2 separate regions of the Homo sapiens genome follow, and region 1 is linked to region 2. Evidence: chromatin contacts called from ENCODE Hi-C or POLR2A ChIA-PET data. All regions are on one chromosome and are shown on one strand. The core of a region is the stretch at or near the end of the contact, and the rest is flanking DNA. Distances in the headings are between cores, read along the strand shown.

The links. A loop is a pair of places that touch in the nucleus more often than their neighbours do. ChIA-PET counts read pairs that join two places held with the same protein, here RNA polymerase II (POLR2A). Pooled maps may share reads with other maps.
Region 1: a pooled map shows a loop between it and region 2 (3-fold over the local background). The contact joins two enhancer-like sites. A Hi-C loop is called at or near these places in 6 of 50 pooled maps. POLR2A ChIA-PET finds 5 or more read pairs at or near these places in 2 of 52 experiments (HCT116 and Panc1).

The regions. Positions count from the first base shown.
Region 1 is chr2:233,079,668-233,083,313 of GRCh38, forward strand. The region is part of intron 2 of INPP5D (inositol polyphosphate-5-phosphatase D); the gene reads left to right. Among named protein-coding and RNA genes, the nearest start is that of INPP5D, 21 kb to the left of the region's middle. RefSeq lists enhancers at 2,037-2,126, 2,637-2,786. Within about 2 kb of position 1,709, at least 12 of the 41 ENCODE cell types and tissues checked have a DNase peak (open chromatin) inside an H3K27ac peak, as active enhancers do.
Region 2 is chr2:232,836,799-232,840,576 of GRCh38, forward strand. GIGYF2 (GRB10 interacting GYF protein 2) reads left to right here. Exons shown (of 29, transcript NM_001103146.3): 23 at 3,051-3,173. Among named protein-coding and RNA genes, the nearest start is that of SNORC, 32 kb to the right of the region's middle. Within about 2 kb of position 1,938, at least 16 of the 41 ENCODE cell types and tissues checked have a DNase peak (open chromatin) inside an H3K27ac peak, as active enhancers do.

The DNA of each region.
Region 1 (3,646 bases), core at 459-2,958, 240 kb after region 2:
TCCAGAGATGAAGGGAAAGGAGGGGCTGTGGCTTGGCCGACTGTTGTCTTCAGTCTCTCAAAGGAGAGAGAGGAAGTGGCTCAGGAGGGAGAGAAGGGAGGTGAACTTACAGGAGAACAGACCGTGTTTTCTGAGGGGCTGCGAGACTAGCACAAAACAGTGCCTTTCCATTTGTAGAACTCTGTTCTGTCCGAGGCTGGTGCTCACTGCATCTGATTTCACCAAGCAAAGTCAAAATGTGCAAAACTTGCAGTTCATTTTTTAATATTTTTTATTTTTGAGACAGAGTTTCACTCTTGTCACCCAGGCTGGAGTGCAGTGGCGCCATGTCGGCTCCCTGCAACCTCCACCTCCCAGGTTCAAGTGATTCCCCTGCCTCAGTCTCCCTAGTAGCTGGGATTATAGGTGCCCGCCACCATGCCCGGCTGATTTTTGTATTTTTGGTACAGATGGGGTTTCTCCATGTTGGCCAGGCTGGTCTTAAACTCCTGACAGCGAATGATCTGCCCACCTCGGCCTCCCAAAGTTCTGGGATTATAGGCATGAGCCACCCCGCCAGGCTGCAGTTAAATTTAAAAACAAAAATCAGCTGCACCCGTCCAAGCCCGGGAAGGCCACCCTAAGCACGGTTTACTAAAGCCTTTGTTTCGCCACAAAATGTGACAACTGAGTGTGTGGAAGCCAGGAAAGCTATTGTTATCTGGCTACATGAAGAGCACATGGAGGTGGCAAGAAGGAAGGAGACAAAGTTTCCACATCCCGGGTGTGTGTGTGTGTGTGTGTGTGTGCACGTGACAGAGAGAGAGAGAGAGAGATGCTCAGTTCTCAGGGACTAGAGTAAGAGGCACAGCAGTGCATCCACGTCCCAAGCAGAGTAGCCGGGGTCGACAAAGGTTTGGATATCATGTCATGGAAGAGCAATGACGGCGTTGGAGGAGTTTGTTTGAAAAGAAAGTGGAAGTGGGAGGGGAGAGGCAGGGTACACTCTTCAGTTTCAAAGCTTGAAGGGAATGATTCATTTTGTGCTAACTAGGATGCAGTAGTAGACAGGGAGCTGGACTCAAGGTGTGGGGAGACCACAGGCAAGTCCCTGGAGGCAAAAATCCTCCAGAAGTTGTCAAGAGGGAGAGCGTGGTGAGCAGAACGCCCCTCAGGAAGACAGCTTATGAGGATGGAAGGAATTGCTTCGAGGAGCGATGTGATTGAGAGAGGCCCAAGGGGCATGTGTGATGCAGCCCGGTCCAGGGGCATTTGCTGCGAGGCCTCCTTAGGAGATGCGAGTTTAGGCTCAAGCAGAACCACTCCCTGCGTAGTTAGGCTGGCATTGCTGCCGGCTGCCTCATCCTCCTGCCCCTGAGTCCACTGCAGCCTCTAAGGCACATCTGCTGAAGGCTTTCCACTGGCCTAGGGCGCCCGCAGGTTTGGCCTGGTTCTTAGCAGTCACCAGGAGCAGATGTTGGCACACCTAGTACGAGAAGGTCCTTTCCAGCGCTTGGCAGCTATTTGCCATGGGAATGTCTGTCTCTGACAGGGGCTCTTCACCATGTGTGGGATGTGAGCAGCGGAGGGGAGCCCTGTCTGGGGCAGGCAGTTGGCCTCAATGACCTCTACCATTTTTTTCAAGTCTAGGAGGGCATGAGCTTTTCTGGCAGAGTTGGCATCTGTGATAGGTGGTTTGCTGAGAGGAGTCGGCAAACTCTCTTAAGTTAAAAGTTGGTCGATGCTTTTGATCTTTTTTCCCTTTGTGGTTTCTTCTCTTCCTTCAAAGTGAAGAAAACTTTAAGTATGACTGGAAAAGACATGACTCTGTGGCTTCTAGTAGAGTCGGCACCCGCCGCCTGTAAATGTGTAGACTGCGTCTCCGGTTTGCCCCTCTCTGTCACCATCATACTCTTGCTACTGTGACATCTTGTGACCCTGGGAACTGCTGATGAAATCCGGGGCCTCATCAGGCTACTGGGCAGGGGGTGGTGGTGGTGCAGGGAACAGAAACTCGCCTTGGCTGACTCTGTAAGGGGTAAGGGGTGGGCAGCCTTTGTGGAGATGTGCAGAGCCAGGAAGGAGAAGGCCGCCCTAGGGCCTTGGAACCAGAAGAGCATGGGGTCTGCACGCAGCTTCTCCCATGGATCAGCTCTTCTCTGTGGGGCCGCTCTTCCCAGCCAGCAGCCTCCCTTCTCAGTCCCCAGTCCTAAGAAGGAGTCTGATGGCTCAGCCTCCACGGCTTTCTCCGCATGAGCCACTCAGGGGCTGCCAGTCTGTGTATGAATCGGCTGTCTTGGAGCAGGTACCCCCCTCTGCCTCTCAGAGATGGGGACAGAGTCGTGGGGGCAGCGTGCCTCCTTAAGGTCTCCGCTTAGCCAGGACAGTGGGCGGGCAGCTTTCAGAGAAGATGGGCGGCTCTGCTGGACTTCTCTGCTCCTGACCCCGGCACTAGATCTGTGACCTCCGCAGTAGCTGACATGGTACAGGGAGCTGTGGACCTAGGTGGTCTGAAGAGGTTTTCCTTCAAGGTGAATTAAAGGGGAATTCTCATAGGATTCTCCCAGGTGGACTCACCTTCGAAAATCTACCTCCAAGAGTAAATGACAGCAGACGTCCACTGAGGACCAAGTGCACACTCATGCCCAATTAAGCAGACTCAGAGCCCTTCGGGGAAGCTTTAGCAGTTATTGATCTCTGCCTATTTTAACTCAAGTTCCTCTTTTCATGTTGAGGCAAAACCTCACAGTCTTTTCTGAGCTTAGCCACAGTTTCTAAATAACTCATTCCTGACACCTGAGCCTGTTCAGTGCCACCAGAATACGAGGCTCCCCAAAATAAGAATCTGGCCTGAAATTTTGCCAAGTGAAGCACCGAAAGGCTTTCATTGTTTCTTAGTTTAGTAACTTTAGCTCTTTTCCTGGGGACTTCTGTTCTCTTGTCAACACCAAAGATCTCATCTTTGTTCTTTGCAGACCAACTTCATGGAGTTGGCCCACGTGTCATAGCCCATGACAGCCCTGTATCAATCAGGGAGAGGAGCTGCCTCACCTGGGGGACTCTTTTCTCTCACTCCATCTTTCACAGACTTAAAAAAAATCCGAGATGGGAGGGCAGGATGCAAACTGTAACTTCATCCAACCCCCTCGTTCTAAATATGAGTGTTGCTGAGAACTGCGGAAGTTGGAACTCACAGCCAGGCCTCCCGGCCTCCCCGGCTAAGCTTTCTTCCTTCCAATCCAGAAGGTGTTTCCAAGCCTGTCTGGAGTCCCCTGGGGAAGGATGAGCCCAGGACTCTGCCCAGAGGGACAGGGAGACAGGGCAATGTGGCCTCTCAGAGAGCTTGGCCTCTTGCCCTTCACATGGTTATAGATAATATTTGATCCCAGGTGGCATCTGTCCCTTGTGGTAAATCAGTGAGGTGCCCCTAGAATGAAAGCAGACTCCATTCCCGGCTGGGATCTGGGTTCAAGTCCAATTTGGTCAGCGATGTGGCCTTGGGCAAGGACTGCCAAGAAACTGCTGGAAAGTAGAGATCACACACATACCTCCCAGCACAAGGAAGCTGCTGGGGAGGAGGGTGGAGACAGCAGGGAGCTGGAGGTGCTTTAGAGCATTCTAGGCAGTGCTGGGAGTGGTGGGGAAGGAGGGGTAAATTTTGGAACTC
Region 2 (3,778 bases), core at 688-3,187:
CCCAACTTCTACTGTTTCTGAAAACACCATTAGGCTTGAACTCATCCACTGTCTGTTGCAAATAAAGTCAGTTCCTTTGGGAAGAAACCTGGAGCTTTCTGTTTTCTACCTGTTTCCTACACCACTACCCTCAGACAAAAATCTCTCAGTCAGCTCTGGAAGTGGGCACAGTGGTCTGCTTTCCTCTAACATTTGCTGAAGGGTGGGCAGAATAGTAGCCTCAGGTATTCTTGGCTTGCCTCTCCTGATGGCTTGGCCCGGCCAGCTGCATTGGTGATCACGACCCTAGTGTTGGTGTTGCTGTGGTCAAGTTTCCATCCTATGAGTGGGGCTGGGCACAAGAAGAGAGCCTCCACATCTGTTGCACTTGTTTGGAACTTAGCATTTGTCACAGGTGACTGCCATCAGGGTGAGACACACCGATGTGCTTTTCCCAGGAAGAAAGCCTGCTGACTGATGGCTGAGGGGAGAAGGGAAGCCGTGTCTTGACTGTACCAGTCTAGAGTGGAGTTTCTGTCTCATTAAGCTGGGAGGAGAGAAGGAGAGTAGGTCTTGGTTTAAGTATCACCAACTCTTGCTGTTCTTACTGAGTTTTAGCAAATATTCTTGAATAAACTTTTTTTCATTTGCTGTATGCCCTTAGGAGTATTTCCAGAGACTTTATTTATTTTTTTGAGACAGGGTCTGGCTCTGTCGCCCAGGCTGGAGTGCAGTGACACGATCTCAGCTCACTGCAACCTCCGCCTCCTGAGTTCAAGCGATCCTCCTGGCCTCAGCCTCCTAAGTAGCTGGATTAAAGGTGTGCGTCACCACACCCAGCTACTTTTTTTTTTTATTTTTAGTAGAAATGGGATTTTGCCATGTTGGCCAGGCTGATGTCAAACTCCTGACCTCAAGTGATCCGCCTGCCTCGGCCTCCCAAAGTGCTGGGATTACAGGTGTGGGGCCCTGCTGCCAGCCAGAGAGTTTAAATGATTATTTTAAAAATGATCTTCACCAGTTTTGCCAGGGAGCAGGTCCACGCAGCTCCTCATGCTGTCATTCCGACAGTGAAACAGTTATTTCTTAAAGCAAAACCAGTGTTGAAATGTAAGGTAGCAATGTCAGCGCAGAACAAGAAGAGTATAGTTTTAAAAATCAATGAAGGACATTAGGCATTCGGGGGTCCCTATTTGCTTTTGATTTGTCAAAAGTTTGTTCTGAGAAGCATGATTGACACACTGCAGTTCTCCTGAGTGGGCATTATAGGGTGGGCTGGTAAGTGTCATGAGGCAATGTTGAAAGAGCTCTGGGATATTATTTCCGATGTACAAAGAAGACTTAAGGAAAATGAAAGCTATCAGCAGACATAAGTCTATATAAGGAAGACTTAACTTTGGTCTGTAGAACAGACCTATGAAATATAGAGTATATATTTTGTGTGTATATATACCTAGAGAAAGAGCGTGTGTATGTATATGTATATGTGTGTATGTGTGTGTGCATGTGTATATATATATATACACGCATATGTATGTGTGTGTATATAGAGAGAAATAGGGAGTCAGGCCAGGGAGGAGAGAGAAAATAAATATATTTTGGCACAGCAATAGGAAGATTCTCAGAGGTGCCCGTGAGGATAGATGGCCATTTCTGGAGGCACTGCCTCTATTCCCAGTGCTGGCTGAGTTCTGCTGAAGCGGGCTTGAAAGATTGTTTCCTGATTACCATGGGGTGACACATCTACTGTGATTTTAGACAACATCAGTGGTTACTGGCTGCATCAGAATGATTAAAATATGCTGATTCTCCTGCCTTCCCTTCTGATCTTCTGATTGATTAGGTGTGGTGGAGCCAGGGCCTCTACATTTTTATAGGTCCCTTCAGGTTATGCTGCCAGTTTGAGATCTACTGCCTTACTTGATCTTGATAGTGCCTTCAAATGAGTCATTTCCTGTGGAGACAAAGTTAATTTTTGCTCAGTTTTGCCTCTCAACACCTCCCTCCCCCAGTCTTTGTTAACTTCCCTCTGCACCCCTCCCCCACCCCAGGGCAGGTGCATTTTGAGAGAAATGCCCTATTGTCTGTCATATTGGCTAAAAAATGTTAAGAGTTGATTATGTTCAGTAGTGTTGAAGACATTCATTTGAAGAGTTGTTTGGCAGTATCAGTGATGGTTTAAACTGTTTATACCTTTTATCCTATCAATATCCACTGTTATAGATTTCTGCTGTAGGTCCATTCTTTTGGGGACTGTTTGGCATTTTATTTGTTTTGATCTATGTTCATGTATTATTTTTATTAAATACATTTTTTAAGTCTGGTTAGGTTTCTTTTTTATTGTGTTCGCTTGTTTGATGCCTCAGTATTAAAAGTGTGTCTTTTTCTGGCCAGGAAGAGCAAGGGGTTCTCTGAGAATAATCAGGCTTTGAGAATATTGAAATATTCAGGACCTAGATATTTATACTCTATTTTAGTCAATAATCTTAAGGGATGGGAAAAATAAAATTATTGATTAAAAGCAGCTTAATGCTCATGACTAGAAGCTACAGCCTGGTTAACAGTGGCTCCCTTTCATAAAGGCTGATCAAGAACTATGCCAGCATCTCTCATGAGATGAGAAATCTCATGGTGCTACCCTCAGAAATCGTGTCCTTAACACTTTCACTGGACAGCAGCATATCATGTCCTTTGTTGCTTTCGTCAATTAAAAAATCCTTAAGCCAATTTAGTGATTCTTTTGTTTACTCCTCTTTATGGTTGTATATTGCTGTTTATGTCAGTACCAGATGTAACAAATTTGTTGTCACCAAGAGGTAGATGAAATGTAAGTGTGTATGTGTATTATAAGTTGTTTTAAAATAAACTTAGGTTTGGAGCAGTGACAAAAACTTAAGCAAAAGAAGCTGAGAGGATAGTAAGTAAAAGCAATGAAGAAGGAAATTTGAATTGAATGTGGTAAATGGAGTTGAGAGAAATGCATTTGTTCTGGGTATACATAATGCATTATTGCTTCTTTGTTTCCTGTCCACATTTCCTCATGAACTTTCTGGCCTTCCCTTTTTTGTTAGCTTCCTTCTTCTTCAACGTGGGGCCAGCAGTCCAATACAACAGCATGTCAGTCCCAGGCCACGCTGTCGTTGGCTGAAATCCAAAAACTAGAGGAAGAACGAGAACGGCAGCTTCGAGAAGAGGTAAAATTTTAAAGTAAAAGGGATCTAGTCAAGCGATGTTCCAGAATATCTAGCATGCATTATGGGTTAGTGGTTACTGAGGACAATTACTGTCAGAATTGTTGTGTGTCTGAATTGGACGTTCATTATTAAACTTCAGCCCATAATTTGGTTACCCTAGCAAATGTGAAGGATCTCATAGGTATAACATGAAGATTGAGTAACATAACTGTTCAGTTTTCTTAAACATTTTACTGTAGTTCTTGAGAAGACCTCATAAATAAAACTACACGGGTTGTTCAAAATTGTGGGTGAGTTGTGTGCAGATAATCTTTTATAAGTCTGATGTCTAGAAAGCAGAATATGTTTTTCTCTAAAGACACTGGGTTCCCTGACTAGTCTAGAAAAATGTGACAGAAATAAAGTACCTCTGCTTTTAAGTGTATATCCTGTAGTTCATCATTAGGGTAGGAAGGATACAAAAGAGTATAAAAGGGAAGGGGAATAACACAGCTTTTGACAGAGAGGAGAAAATGAATAATTTTCATAGTTTGGTTCAGTATGCCATTCGGTGCTCATTCATTCATTCATTCATTCATTCATTCAACACATGTTTACTGAGTACC